Linked DNA regions of Homo sapiens: regions 2 and 3 are each linked to region 1. A link is a contact called in ENCODE Hi-C or POLR2A ChIA-PET data. All regions are on one chromosome and are shown on one strand. Each heading gives the region's core, a stretch centred on a gene start or an enhancer-like site at or near the end of the contact. The rest is flanking DNA. Distances are from core to core; before and after follow the strand shown. Region 1 holds the start of RAPGEF2 (Rap guanine nucleotide exchange factor 2). Region 2 holds the start of TMEM192 (transmembrane protein 192). Region 3 holds the start of MIR4453HG (MIR4453 host gene).

What was found. A loop is a pair of places that touch in the nucleus more often than their neighbours do. ChIA-PET counts read pairs that join two places held with the same protein, here RNA polymerase II (POLR2A). Pooled maps may share reads with other maps.
Region 2: a loop to region 1 is called in a map of CD8-positive, alpha-beta T cell, with 35 times the contacts of the local background. The contact joins the promoter of TMEM192 here to the promoter of RAPGEF2 in region 1. A Hi-C loop is called at or near these places in 3 of 168 maps with a recorded cell type or tissue (CD4-positive, alpha-beta memory T cell, CD8-positive, alpha-beta T cell and naive thymus-derived CD4-positive, alpha-beta T cell) and 11 of 50 pooled maps.
Region 3: a map of ascending aorta shows a loop between it and region 1 (6-fold over the local background). The contact joins the promoter of MIR4453HG here to the promoter of RAPGEF2 in region 1. A Hi-C loop is called at or near these places in 1 of 168 maps with a recorded cell type or tissue (ascending aorta) and 8 of 50 pooled maps. POLR2A ChIA-PET finds 5 or more read pairs at or near these places in 1 of 52 experiments (GM10248).

What each region holds. Positions count from the first base shown.
Region 1 is chr4:159,100,137-159,105,071 of GRCh38, reverse strand. RAPGEF2 (Rap guanine nucleotide exchange factor 2) reads right to left here and starts at 1,993. Exons shown (of 30, transcript NM_001394067.2): 1 at 841-1,993. The coding sequence starts at 909. RefSeq lists silencers at 854-1,273, 1,241-1,535, 1,284-1,573, 1,614-1,833, 1,964-2,503 and an enhancer at 2,152-2,843.
Region 2 is chr4:165,111,610-165,116,638 of GRCh38, reverse strand. It overlaps TMEM192 (transmembrane protein 192), which reads left to right and starts at 3,779. Exons shown (of 6, transcript NM_001100389.2): 1 at 3,779-3,892. The coding sequence starts at 3,866. RefSeq lists enhancers at 3,424-3,483, 4,264-4,503 and silencers at 3,607-3,805, 3,974-4,233.
Region 3 is chr4:152,533,277-152,538,036 of GRCh38, reverse strand. It overlaps MIR4453HG (MIR4453 host gene), which reads right to left and starts at 1,773. Exons shown (of 1, transcript NR_033797.2): 1 at 1-1,773. It overlaps FBXW7 (F-box and WD repeat domain containing 7), which reads left to right and starts at 1,945. Exons shown (of 14, transcript NM_001349798.2): 1 at 1,945-2,910; 2 at 3,004-3,096. It overlaps MIR4453 (microRNA 4453), which reads right to left and starts at 1,609; the gene lies at 1,521-1,609. RefSeq lists enhancers at 1,650-2,009, 1,715-2,250, 3,500-3,599 and a silencer at 2,120-2,909.

The DNA.
Region 1 (4,935 bases), core at 744-3,243:
CTATAAGTAAGAGAAGAGTAAGCCTGCAGGTAAACAAATGTATAAAGGTTAACAAACTTATCTAATTTTGACAAGGTTGTGCAACACCAAAAGAATCCGCAGGGTGCCCTTCCCGAGGGTGTACTGGAACATGCCTGCTCTGCAGCTATGTCTGCAATTTAAACTAAAAGCACTAACTTAGCTATTCAACTTTTTTTCCCTTCAATTGAAAGCAGTATCCTTTAAAAAATAAAAGCAAAACAGTAAACATACAAACACCTCAATGTTTTACTGAAGGTCAGCATGGATTTGTCTTTAGCACAACCGTACAGGTTTCCTCCTATACCTTTCAAACACCACTGAACTCCAAGGGTCACTTGCAAGGGGAGGAACGGATCTGGAGTCAGAGGGAGCAAGAGTCGCTGCCCGAGGGGAGATGAGACTCCATCCCCTGAGATTCAGAGGCCACGGAGGGCGGCTGGGGAGAGGGAAAGCTAGAGAATTCACACATTCACACACATACACACACACACACACACTCTCTCTCTCTCTCTCTCTGTCTCTCCCTCTCTCTCTCTCTCTCTCTCTCTCTCTCTCTCTCTCGGCTGGGCAACATAGTGGGAAAGGTCAGTCATGGGGAGGGAAGAGTTAAGGAGCAGAATGTCAAGGAGAGGGAAAAATAAAACCAGGATAGGCGGAGTAAAAGACTCGGAGGTGGGATGCCTTTGGAAGTTGGGGGTCCTGATGCAAGAAGTGGGGTGCTCGGGGCGAACTGTGTCAGGAAGGAGGTGGGGGGACAGGGGAAGACGCAGCCTGCGAGGCAGAAATCCGGCCAAGGGCAGGCGGCCGCCGCGTTCTCACCTGGGGGGTCCTTTCGGGGGGATTCTTCATCACCGCCTGGCGGAAGCTGTTATCTACGTAGGACGCCATCTCCCCTCTGGGAGCGGGCCGGGGCCGCTCCGCACCCTGGCCGGCCTCCTCCCGGCCCAGCGCCGCTGCTGCCTCCGCCCTGCGCGCTGCGCCCGCCCGCCCGCCCGCGACTAATCAGCCAAACCGCGGCGGCGGCGGCGCGGGGCCCGCGGGGGGGCGGCTCGGCTGGGCCCGGCGGCCGAGAGCGCGGTACAGGCGCGAGGGGCTGGACGCAGCCGGGAGGGTCGCGGCGCCCCTAGGCTGCCGTGCGATGCGGCCCGCAGGCGGAACTCCCCTTCCTCCTCCTCCTCCTCTTCCTCGCCGCTCCGCCGGCTTCCTCCGGCCCTGGCTCGACACGCCTCCCCGGCTCCACTCGGGGGACAGTGGCGGCTCCTCCTGGCCCCAGCGGGCCCGAGTTATTTTTAGGGAGGTACGAGTGGCAGTGGGGAGGGCTGTGGGCAGGCGGAGCCTCCTCCCCCACGGCGCTGAGGGTCGCCCCCTCCTCTCAGGGGCTTGCGCAGCCGCCGCCCAGGGGTCTCCGAGAATCACTTGGATCTTCCGCGTCCCCAGTCCTCGGGCGCCTCGGCCGCCGGTCGGGAGGACGGACCAGGTGGGTCTGGCTCAGGTCCGGGCGCTGCGAAGCCCGATCGCCTCGGCCGCCGCTCCTGGTCTCTGTCTACTGGGCTCGGCCGTCCCTCCCGACTGCTGCTGCATCCCCTCGGGCCGCCCAGCCGCCGCCGCCGCCGCCTCTGCTGCTCGGGCCGCCGCTGTGGGCTCCGCCGCCGCCGCCTCCCCCCATCAGCGCGCCCGGAGCGGAGCTGCCCCGGCGCCGGCGCCGCCGCGGCCAGAGCACCCGGCCCGGGCTGCAGCCCTCCGGCCCAGTCGCTCTCGGCAACTTTGTTCCTCGTCTGCGCGGGGCGGAGGAGGGGGAAGAGGGGGCCGCGGACAGCCCGGGTTCGGACTCCCGGCGCGGGCGTCCGAGGGCCGAAAGCCGAGAGCCGCGCACAGCCCCCTCGGAGAGAGTGTTTGGGAAGCGGCGATTCCCCTCCTCTTCCTCCGCCTCTTCCTCCTCCTGCGCCTTCTCCGGCCGCCGGAGCCGCTCCTCAGGGAGGAAGCGGCCTCTGGGGCTTGTTGCTTTGTGCTGCAACCATGGTGAGGAATGAGTGACAGCGTGGGGGCGAGTCGGCGGCCGCCGCATCATCGGGGGGCGGGGCAGCCCCGTCGCGCCGGGTCCCGCCTCCCCGCTCCCCGCCCGCCAGCGGCCGCGCCCTCGCGTCTGAGCGGCACCTTCGGCGGCGCCCAGGTGAGCAGCGCTCTGGCCGCAAGTGGGTCGCGGAGCCCTCGGCCGGGCTGTCGGGTCCCGCGCGCGGCCTGGACCCGAAGAGGGGGCGCAAGTCCTGGTGCCCCGGAGAGAAGCGCAGGGCTTTCCTCACGCAGTGTCCCCCACTGTCTCACGCCGCGCCCCCTCCCCACACCCGACGCGCCCTACTAGGAGACCCAGCCGCGTCGGGTCGCTGCTCCCCGCCCGCTCCTGGCGCCACGCCGCCGCCCAGGGGCTGAAAGCTAACCTTGGGCAAAAGACCGGCCCACCAGCCCGGGCTGTACTGGGCATTCTTTTTGAGCCCAAGAGTTGCGTCCGAGTTGCTTCTGTGGCGATAAATCCTCTTAGGATTTATTTTGCTTATTTGTAATTTGCTGCACCCTCCCCTGCTTTCCAAGCCCACTCTGGCACCTCAGACAGTAAAATGACCACGAAATTAGGCAGAGAGGTTTCAACACCAGACCCACTACCACCCCTAGACCAACAAACACTCCAGATTTAAAGTTGATCACTCCTTAGCGACAGACCAGGATGGCAAGTTCTGTGACATAATCAGAAACATTTATTGGTAGGTCTGGCTTTGCCTTGGACAGAACAAGCCTCCTCCTCTAGATGCTCAAATTTCCAAACCGGACCCACATGGTGCAGAAACAATACCTCGTCCTTCAAGATGTCACCGCTCCTGCTGATTCCCTCAGCTCCCCCCCACTCCTTGCCCCGGCCACGTAGAGGTGTGTTAAGGTCAGCCCAAGCATCGGGGACCACTCTGCTGTTCTGGTCCCAGGGATTTATTTTTGTTTGCCCCCACCCCCCACAAGTTCTTATTTTGATATCTATAGACACAATGAGTTTTATGTATGAGCTACTGCGTTGAACTTTTCAAACATGATTTTCAACATCTAGTTTAAACACTTGGAATAGATTGTCAGCTAACATTTTGGGGTTCCTTAAGTCACCTGTGTGCACTAAACAGCTTGTGTGACTTCCTAGCAAAGGGACTGTCCCTGCCCAACCTTGTGAAAGGGAATCTGAGTTACAAATTGTATCTGTAGACCTTTTTATATTACTCTTGCTGGAACTGCTTCTCTATATTTCTCTTTCACCTCTTAGTTGAGCGCCAACATCAAATTCTCTATGACATAGGCCACTACCTTGAAAGCAAAGGAACATGAATAAGTGCCAATACAGCTCTGAAAAAAGGAGAGAGGCAGATAAAAGAATTCAAACCCAATGAAGTGAAAAAATATAACTGACATCTCCACCTGGTGTCTAATAGACATCTCAGAATTCACATGTGCAAACCAGGCTCCAGATCTCCTGTCTCAGACACCCACAGCCTTCCCCATCCTCTGTTAATCACATCTACACCATTCTCACTTCCTGGGTGAAAACGTTGACTTCCTTGACTCCTTTCTTTCTGTTATACCTCAAAAGTGTCAGTAAAAATCGTCAGCTCAACCTCCAGAATGCCATATCTGAACTCTAACCTTTATCTACCACTTCTACTGCCATGACCCTGGTGCAATCCAGCATCATGTCTGGCCAGCACTTTGTCATAACCACCCACCTGGTCCCCCTCTTTCTAACCTTGCTTGCCATACAGTTCATTTCCAACACAGCAGCCAAAGTGTGAATTCTTTTCACTCCTTCTCAAATCATTCCTCTGCTTAGCTCCTCATACCACTCAAGGTAAAAGCCAAAGTCTTACCATGGCCTGAATATCCTATGGACCTTTATCTCTCTGACCTCTTCTACTATTCTGTTCCCAAGCACATTAGCCTCCATGTTGTTTCTGAAACAGCAAATTCCAGTCTCATGACCTTTCCATCTGCTGTTCCCTCTACTGCCTGGATTATCTCTCCCCCTCTCCCCACCCCACTTGCACCCACAAAAACAAAAAACAAAAAGAAAAATGCACACACACAACAACCAAAATATAGAATGTTGTTCCTCATTGTCATCATATCTTCATTTGAATGTCACCTTCCCTGTAACTCCATACACTCTGGTTATCTTCGTCGCTTTACTTACCACCTAACATACTGTATATTGTACAGGTGCTTGCCCACTTAGGATGGGGTTACATCCTGAGAAACCATTGTAAGTCGCAAATATTGTAAGTCAGAAATGCATTTAATACCCTGATAAACCCATTATAAAGTGGAAAAATCGAAAGTCAATTTATTGACCATCGTAAATTGAGAACCATCTATACTTATTTATTTTATTTATTGTTTTATCCCTCCACTGTAATGTAAGCTTCTAAGTCAGGGATGTTTGTCCCTTTTATTTACTGCTATATCCTCAACACAAGACAGGCAGCCAACAAATAGGTATTAAATGGATACATGAAGTAGTTCATGTTACCTTGTATTTGTATGAGATTTTTACATACATTATCTCACTTGTGTCCCTGGTTGCGGGGAGAAAACTGGGAGAGGAAACTTAACCTCTCTGAGCCTGTTTTCTGTTTTATAAAAAGAGAGTACAAATTGAATAGTCTGGCCAGGCAAAGTGGCTTACACCTGTAATCCCAGCACTTTGGGAGGCTGAACCAGGAGGATAGCTTGAGGCCAGGAGTTCAAGACCAGCCTGGTCAACATAGCAAGACCACTGGCTGCACAAAAACTTAAAAAAAAAAAAGGAGCGGGGCATGGTGGGGTGCACTTGCAGTCCTAGCTACTCAGGAGGCTGAGGTGGGAGGTTATCTTGAGCCCCGGAGTTCA
Region 2 (5,029 bases), core at 2,530-5,029, 6.0 Mb before region 1:
TGTTGGCCAGGCTGGTCTTGAAGTCTTAATGTCAGGTGATTCGCCCGCCTTGGCCCCCCAAAGTGCTGGGATTACAGGTGTGAGCCACTGCGCCTAGCCGATATTATCTTCTGAGCCCCAACACTAGGAAAACAGCTTCTCTCCTCCTCTCCTTACTCCTCATAAGTAAATAAACGCAAGAATCTTCACCAAAAGATCTTTAGTCATACAAAAATGAAGTGTCAGATACTTTTTAAATATAACTTATTTACAGGGCTATGCTTATATAAATTGCTTTAACAGTCATTAGAGCATTATATGGGCTGAGAACATATTTTTAATATATTATTAAAACAATGGGTCTGGCATGGTGGCTCTTGCCTGTAATCCCAGCACTTTGGGAAGCCGAGGCAGAAGAATCACTTGAGACCAGGAGTTCAAGACCAGCCTATAGTGAGACTCTGTCTTTACAAACAAAAAACAAACAAAAATGATTATGTATGTTAATAATGCCTTAATAAATCTGATTTAGACAAAAAATGACTAACATTTGCTTAGTGCTTTGTAGAGACAACATTGTATAAAGAGCATTACATGCATTATTTTATTTAATAGAAAATCTCTGGCTGGGCACAGTGGCTCACGCCTGTAATCCCAGCACTTTGGGAGGCTGAGGTGGGCAGATCACTTGAGGTCAGGAGTTCAAGACCAGCCTGGCCAACATGGTGAAACGCTGTCTCTACTAAAAATGCAAAAATTAGCCAGGCATGGTGGCTGACGCCTGTAATCTCAGCTACTTGGGAGGCTGAGGCAGGAGAATGACTTGAATCTGGGAGGCAGAGGTTGCACTGAGCCAAGATCACGCCATTGCACACCAGCCTGAGCGACAAGAGTGAAACTCTATCTCAAAACAAAACAAAACAAAACAAAAGGAAAGAAAATTTCTGTAAAAGGGAAACTAAAACTTCCCCACCTCAGCCTCCAAAGTAGCTGCTACTACAGGTGCACGTCACCACACCTAGCTAATGTTCTAATCTTTTGTAGAGACAGAGACTCACCATGTTGCCCAGGCTAGTCCCGTACTCCAGGCACCAAACAATCCTCCTGCCTTGGTGTCTCAACATGCTAGGGGCCATAGGCATGAGCCACCTTGCCCAGTCAGCTCCTAAGAACTTAAGCTAAGTGCCCAATATCACATGCTTGGTAAGATGCAGAACTCAAACCTCCATGACTAATTCTGGAGCCCTGGTCTTAACCAGTGTGCTGTCCCTGTGAAAGTACATGTCTTGGCTAGGTGCAGTGGCTCACACCTGTAATCCCTGTACTTTGGGAGACTGAGGCGGGAGGGTGGCTTGAGACCAGGAGTTTTGAGACCAGCGTGGGCAACATAACAAAGTCCCATCTTCACAAAAAGAAAAATCTTAAAAATAAGCCTGGTATGGATGTGTGAACATATAGTCCCAGATGCTTGGGAGGCTGAAGAGGGAGGATTGTTTGAGCCCAGGAGGTTGAGGCTGCAGTGAGCTATGATAGCGCCCCTGTGCTCCAGCCTGGTTAACAGAGTGAGATCCTGTGTCGAAAACAACAACAGAAAAGCATGTCTTGACATAATAATGAAATGAAATGTGTGAACCTTGATTGGATTCTGGTTACTGAAAAAGAAAAAACAGCAGCTGGGCCAGGCACAGTGGTGTATGCCTGTTATCCAAGCTACTTGGGAGGCTGAGGTGGGAGGATTGCTTGAACTCAGGAGTGTGAATCCAGCCTGGGCAACATAGCAAGACTCCATCTCAAAAACAAAACAAAACAAAATAAAACAAAAAAAGCAGCTAAAAAAGACATTTTGGAAACAACTTAGAAAATTTTTGCCATAGATTGGTTATTAGTAAACATGGAATTACTATTAGTTGTGTGTAATATTGATATTGTGGTTATGAAAGAAAATATAAAATATCCTTATTTTAGGCAACAAAGTATCTAGGAATGAAGCTTCATATTGTCTTCAATTTACTTTCAAGTAGTTCAGTTAAAAAATGGCCAGGCACGGTGGCTCACACCTGTAATCCCAGCACTTTGGGAGGCCAAGGCAGGCGGATCACAAGGTCAGGAGATCGAGACCATCCTGGCTAACACAGTGAAACCCCGTCTCTACTAAAAATACAAAAATTAGCTGGGTGTGGTGGCGGGCGCCTGTAGTCCCAGACCCTGGGGAGCCTGAGGCAGGAGAATGGCGTGAACCCGGGACGCGGAGCTTGCAGTGAGCCGAGATCGCGCCACTGCACTCCATCCAGCCTGGCGACAGAGCGGGACTCCATCTCAAAAAAAAAAAAAAAAAAAAAAGTATGTGAACACACACACCCACACACAGAGCAACCAAGACAAAAAATGAACAACTAATGAATCAAGTGTGAGGGGTACATGGATGTTCATTGTATTAATCTTTCAACATTTCTGTAGGCTTGAAAATTTTCAAAATAAAATGCAGAGAAGAAAATTTGCACGTCTAGAAAAGGCTTGTGATAAATAATTCATAGAATCTCAGGATTATGAGACCAGCCTGGGCAACATAGTGAGACCTTGTCTCTACGAGAAAAAAAAGAAAAAGAAAAAAGAAGATCACGTGGAGTCTTACACCATCTCTTCCTTCACTAACATTTGCGTAGTTTTATCTCACACATCCTAAACTGGATCACACTATACTCAATGTACAAATAAGCATTAGAATGTATGAAAGTGGGCAAGACGCGGTGGCTAAACTTGTAATCCCAGCACTTTGGGAGGCCGAGGCGGGCGAGTCACCTGACCTCAGGAGTTCCAGACCAGCCTGACCAACATGGCTAAACCCTGTCTCTACTAAAATACAAAAATAGCCAGGCTTGGTGGCACGCGCCTGTAATCCTAGCTACTCAGGGGGCTGAGGCAGGAGAATGGCTTGAACCTGGGAGCCGAGATTGCACCACTGCATTCCAGCCTGGGCGACAGAGCGAGACTCCGTCTCCGCCGCCCCACCAAAAAAATGTATGAGTGTATATATTCTAACTGATATCAAAGTTCTCTCCGGGAGCTGGTAACAGAAAATTTCTTTCCTTGTTTGCTTACATTTTTACAATCATGAGCTTTTTAGAAAATGTCATTGAAGTTTTTTCTCTTTTTGAAATTCAATTTTAAAAGAAACAAGGGCCCAGTGGCTCACGCCTGTAATCTCAGTACTTTGAGAGGCTGAGGTGGGAGAACTGGCCAGGAGGCCAAGAATTCGAGGCTGCAGTGAGCCGAGGTCGTGCTAGGGCACTCCAGCGTGGGCGACAGAGCGAGACTCTGTCTTAATAAACGAACGCCGTAAGCATTCCGAACTGCTTTGTTTCCCATTGGAGAAATCTGTAAATATGTCATGGAAATTGGAATCTTTATTCTGCTCCTGTCCCTCTGCTGGCGGAGTAGGATTTTACCGCTGGTTCTACCTAGGCGTAGAGCTGTGTCTGCAAACAACCAGGCAAGACCGAAAAAAGTTAATGTTCTTAAAATATGCAAGTGGAGCCCGAAAATAGTTAAATTCTTGGACTAGGAAGGCATCCTTAAATGCTCAAGTCTCTGGGTAAGAGCGCACCGAGGGGCTGCGGCCAGAAGCCCCAGGAACCGAGGTGGTTCAGGCGGTAGCCACCGCCCACAGTCCAGGTCTTCTGGGCCGGCACACCCCTCCCACCATCTCAGCCAATCGGAGCTAAGGGGGCGGGGATCGGGCCAGCCGGAGGCGGGGCGGACGCAGGAGGGGGTGTGTCTGGGGAGGGGCCTGGCAGGTCCCAGAAGGTGGCGAGTTTCGCGGCCAGAGGCTTACAGGTCCAGGTGGAGAGGCCGGGCTGGCCAGGGCTTCGGCCTCCGGCGTCGGGAAATGGCGGCGGGGGGCAGGATGGAGGACGTGAGTGCACGGAGGCGGCGGGCGGTTGGCCCCGGAATCCGCTTTTTCTTGTGCCGGGGCGCACGGGGCGGAGACTCAGAGAGGGAAGCCACCCTTGGCGACTGCGGCCGCGGCCGAAGGGGGCGCCGCCTGTGCCCGGGGAGGCCTGGGCGCGGGGCTTTGGGAGGGCTCCAGGCGGCTGTGGGATCCGCGACACGTTGGCTCCGGGCTAATTTTCCCAGTGGAGGCTGGGGTGGGCTCCTGGGCGGTGGGCGCGCGGCCCCCGGGGGTCCCAGGCTGGCGCCCAGCCCACGTGCGGGGTACGTCTTTGATCCCGGAACTGGCAGCTTCACGTGATGCGCGCCTGGCCTGACAGCCCTTCCTCCCCGCGAGTCTCCGGGAGCCGGGCCGATGGGTTCCGCTCGGACGTCCCAGGGGCACAGGGGGCGAATCTCCCTTCCTGGTGAGGTCCCTTGCCTTGGCTCTAGAGGCTGTGGACTTGGAGTGACAACGACGCTCGGGCCGGGCGCCAGCGTCCCGCAGACCTGTCGCTATCATGGCCTGGAAACCCACACGAGAGAAAAAGTGTCATGTGTTGTTTTGAATCTAGCATGGTAGGAATACAAAGGTTTTTAAATCTTTGATAGATTCAAACCAGATTACCAAAACAAAAACAAAAACAAAAAAACAAAAAACCAGTGGCCTAGTTTACAGCGTGTATAGTACAGAATGGTAGCATAATTACAAAAATCTTATTTCTTTGCTTCAGTATCGTAAGGTGTTTTTAGGAGAAACATGTATGTATGCTGAGAGTTAACTGGATTTTCCACTGGCAAGTAATAAAATTTTTGCTCTTGAGAAATGCAAAGTTGACAGTTACTGTAAAGCACTAATTTGGGTTAATAAATTAGTAGGAATATTACTGTGATCCTATCACTGAATGAACTGCATCAGGAAAAGGAAGAGAAACATGAAACAGTTCCAGCATTACGGTAGCTTAGATTCTTGTGCAGTAACCAGTTAAATAATCTTGATGAAATAAAGACCAAACAATTTCTAATGAAACTAAAATTTTCTATTTTTTCCAGTTGAGAAAATGGAAAATTAACTGTAAGACCTGTAAGTAGATTTGAGACTCATATATATTTAAAGCAAAAT
Region 3 (4,760 bases), core at 524-3,023, 6.6 Mb after region 1:
TACACACTTAACTGGAGGTGTTCTCTGCTGGGCTGCAGAACTCTGATGTTTGCACTCTTTTCCTTCAAAGCCTACAAAGGTTAAACTCTCTGAGGTGTTTAGCTTCACAAAATCCCCTAAATCTGTGTGTTTTACTCCTTTAATTTCCACCATTCCCCTGTTGTAAGATAGGAAGAGGGGGAAAAACAAAAAATATTTATTTTGTAGCCATGTGAGACCATCACTTGTTGGTCTGATTACCTGTGAGTCTTATTTGGAAGGCTGTAGCAGGGGATTGGTCACGTAAAGACAGAAAAATCCAGGGTAATTTAAGCAGGATATTTAACCTGGCTCTTGGAACTTCAGGTCAAGGGCAGTAGGGTCAGGTGCTAGTCTGTGAGTCTCTCCTTGGTTTTGCCACATCCTCCTTTGCCCCTCTCACCACCTTTCCCGCAGCATTTTAATGAACACGAGCCCTTGGATTTACCCAGTTAAAAGTTTCCTTAGTTTACTGTTTGCAGATGGTAGTGGCAGTAGTGGGAGAAACCCAGAGCTTCCCACATTTGTCTATAATACACTTGCTCCTACCTTACCCCCTCCTCCAGGTGGAAAGACTTGTAAAATCCATTACTACTGCTTCCCAAGGAGGTAGAGTGTACTAGGGTCCAGGGACAGAATTGTGGAATCTGCTTTCATCATTGCTGCTGCTTTAATCTTTTTCTCATACTATTCACTGAAGACAGATTTCTGAGGATTCTGGTCCTTTTATCTTAAATTTGTTTTCCTAGAGAACTACACTTTAAACTTCATGAGTTTCTACTTAACTTTCCTTTCCAGGATAACATCTGTAGGAAAAGCTGCATAATAGTAATAACACTTATTTTAGAAAGAAAATAACCTTTGAGTCAGACCTGAAACAGGCCAACATTTCTTGATGACAACGTACACTGATGAACCAAGACCAGAAGCTCTCGAAAGCTCCAAACCGTAAGAAAGAACCATTCGTAAAAGTGAGGGACTATTAAATTCTTCCCCTGACAGTCAAAAATCCTTCAGCAATCTCCCAGAGGATGGCTCCCTTCCAATCCTCCCTTCCCGCCGCCCTAACAATCTGCGCGAGGATGGGTCCCTTCCCTTGCTCGGCATTTCGTCTCCTTTTCCACTAAAGACTCAGGTTGTGACTCTGTACTCAAGCCGCACCCCTGTTTCCTTTCATGGCTAGGGGGAGGGGAGGAATGTATTACAACTCATTTTTACAATGCACTGCAGTTTACAAAGCGCTTGCACTTCCACCATATCCTCTGAGCTTCACGAGTGCCACGTGAGAGAGGCATTCATTCATTCATTCATTCATCAAACATTTGCTCGGCCCGACCACACGTTATCCAACGCTGGGTCTCACCCCACGCCACGGGAAGGGTGGGGCGCTCTCTCCCTGGAGCAGGTGCAGATCAGGCTGTAGGGTAACTCCTCGATCAGTCCGGCTTTTCGAGGGTCTGTTTGGGGCCAAATGCCTCACCTTCGGGTGGTGCGCGCAGCTGCCTGAAGACGCGGCCTGGGCCTCCTCCTTCCTCCCAAAGGAGCAGTCCCCACCTGCCCCGAAGGAAACCGCTACAGACCAAGCTCTCCAGGCCGCCCTCGGGTCAGGGGTAAGATCGGGCGGCAGCTTAGGCTCGACTCGGCTCCTCCCCTTCCTCTCTTCAGTTCTGACGCGGCCGTAGAGGCGGCAGCGGCGGTGGCGGCTGCGAGTCCCGCGGCCCGAGGCGCACCCACCCGCTCGCCGATCCCCACTTCCTCTTCCCTTGGAGCGTCATCAGAGCGCGCCAGAGGCGCCCAGGGCGGGGTGGCTGGAAGGGGGAAAAAGGCCAGCGGAGGAAGCCTCAGAGCGGAAAGAAGAGGGAGGGGGAAGAGAGCGGTTGCTAGGTGACTTGCGTCATCGGCAGGCGCCGCTCTCCTCCCGCCCCTCTCTCTGGAGTGAGGCGAGAGCCCCGCACAGAGCGAGGGAGACAGCGAGCTGAGCTCCGGGCGCTGCCGCTGCCGCTGCCGCCGCCGCCGCCGCTGAGACTGAGAGCGAAGGAGCATCCGAGAGATCCAGTCCCCCTGCACTGGCCGCCGCCGAGACCTTCGCTCTCACCTGGGCCAGCGGGAGCCGCGGCCGCACTCCTTTCCCCCCCTCACCTTCCCGGCCGGCAGCGGCGGCTGCACACGCCGGAGCCGGAGCCAGAGCCGGAGCCCGAGCCTGAGCCGGAGCCGGCGGCTTGGGGGGCAGGGAGGCGGCTACCACGGGCCGGGAGTGGGTAGCTGCTCCGCGGTGAGAGAACGCTGAGGAGGCGCCAGAGCTTCTGCCTCGTCCCGTGGGGCGTGGGGCGAGACCCCCAAGGTGTAGGGAGGGGGGTCCCAGCCGCAGCGACACATGCGGGAGCCGGGAGCGGGGGCGGCGCCGAGCGGAGCCGGCCGGGTCCCTCGCCTTGCCGCCGACTCGGCCACCCGCCCGGGGCCGTAGCATCTTGCCCCGGAGTGTATGAACCGGGGCCCCAACCAAGCTCGGCAACCACCCCCCGGCCGGGGGGGCGGGGACCCCGATGTGAAGCGGCGGCTGGGGCGGCGGAGAGAACAGGACCGACGCCGCCGTCCTTTCCTCACCTTCCCCCTCCCCTCAGCCCCCTCCGGGGGTCTTCTCCCTTGGCCAGTCGCCGGCCCCCCGGCTCCTTGGCTGGACTCCGGGAGGAGTTCCTAGAGCCCCCCTCCCCCGCCCCAGTCCCGAGGGCGGCGGGGCCGGGGGGGACCCGGGGGGCCGGCCGCAGCCTCCACCCAGAGGAAACTTTACAAAAACAAAATCCGGAGTCTCCCAAACCTGACTGTCCCGGGAGAAGTGGCCCTGGACGGGCAGAAGCCGCAGCCTGAAAAGACCCAGGAAGAGGAAAAGAGGAGGTAAGCGGGGCCGCCGCCTCCCCTCCCCTGGCAGCGCGGAAGAGACCCGGGTTGCCGCCTGGTTTAGCGACACGAGCACCGCTTCTTCCTCAGTACCGCGCCGGAGCCTTCCGCAGCTGCCGCTTCAGTCCGAAGGAGGAAGGGAACCAACCCACTTTCTCGGCGCCGCGGCTCTTTTCTAAAAGTGTGAGTGGCCCCGGGAGAGGGAATTGAGGGGGAGAAAGTGGGAGGATGCCGGCGCTTCCTCCTGGAGTTTTGCTGATGTTCTCCAGTAGTGTTGGGAGTCTATCAATGAGGGAGTCTAGCTTTATTCACGGAGGGGGGAAGGTGTTAGGGAGGCCTGTATTTTGTAACTTTTTAGCTCTTTGTACGAGTAATGCAAGTATGCAGGTTTCTGTCGGAGGAGTCTTTTCTCCAAAGTGAATACTCGCACCTTTCTGGCCAGCAGTTGGCAAAGGGAAATTGAGGAAGCCAGAGCATATGTGCGCACAGAGGCCATCTGTATCTGTAACCTTTTCCTGGTACTGTGGGTGTGTGCGGTGTACTTTTTGTTTCGGGGGTACTCTCATATAGGTTCCCGAATGAGAACTACTTAACCTGTGGACCCCTGAAAGTAAAATTCCTTTTTTAAAAAACAACAACAAACCTGTTTTGAGAGAGGTTCATTTCAGTACCTATTGGTACAGGAGTTAACCTTCTCAGTTACTGGGTCCAATTTCATGTGTGTCAGGAGGACACTGTAACAGATGTCAGTTACTCAGGAACTTGAGTTGTTAGGAATCACAACTTACTTGGGGAAGAGCATTTATCACATTAATCATTTTATAAAAGTTGTGATTTTTTCCCTTTCACCCCCCCCTTTTTTTTTTTAGAGTAACAAATTACAGCACTTTTTTATTTGGTTTGAGGCTTTGCTTTTTTGAATTATCTTTATTTCTGTATCAATTTAGGATACATCTTTGATATTTAAGTCAGGAATGATTTTTTCCTTCCATTATTTTAAAGCTGAAGTTTATAAAACCTTTGACTTGTATTTTAGGTATCTTGTCAGAGTACCAAATTAAAGGTTTATGAAAGTAATTAATATTTCATATACAGACCTTAAGGGTTAAACATAGAGCAGAATTTTATGTAAGAAGACATAGACAGTAGTATACTGAGAATTGTGGTCCGTCTAGACAACTGTGGGCTCGTTCTGTCTGAAGCCACTGCTGAGAGATACTTTGTGGGAATGAATGTAAGCCTGGGGTTATCTCTCTTTTCGAAGTTCTCCATTCAGGATCTTGATTAGATTAATTTAAAACTTTCTCAAACTTAACAATGTTTGGTCCTTTTTTTTAAAGTAATGAGTTCTGCAAGTTTATTAGCCTGTGTATTATGTGACAGTTCATTTACATATTCCATACCTGTGTCCCTAAACTTTCAGGACACAGTCAGAGTTTGTGTTTCAAGAATTATCAGGACAAGCCTCAGTTCATCTTTTCTTAATTTTATGGACTTTCATTATTTCTACCATCAGTTTCTCCAACTGTTGTCTTAGAATAATGTCTTTCATTTGACCACTTTTCCCTCCTCTGGAACTTCTCCCACTGAATTGTTTTTCTTTAGTTGCCTTGTTATGCTTTGGTAAGGAACTTTAAATTCTGTCCTTTAAATGTGTACTGACATGAAAATACTGAATAGTGGATGTAATGTTAGAATCAGAGTCACGTATTCTGTTTTTCACTAAGATATTGCAAAGAGAAATGTAGTCATTTTCTAAAATACTGTACCCAAAATACAGTAGAAGCTGTATTTTGGGAAGGAGGGGAGGACAAACTAAGAAACAAACTATAGTTTGAATGTAGGTT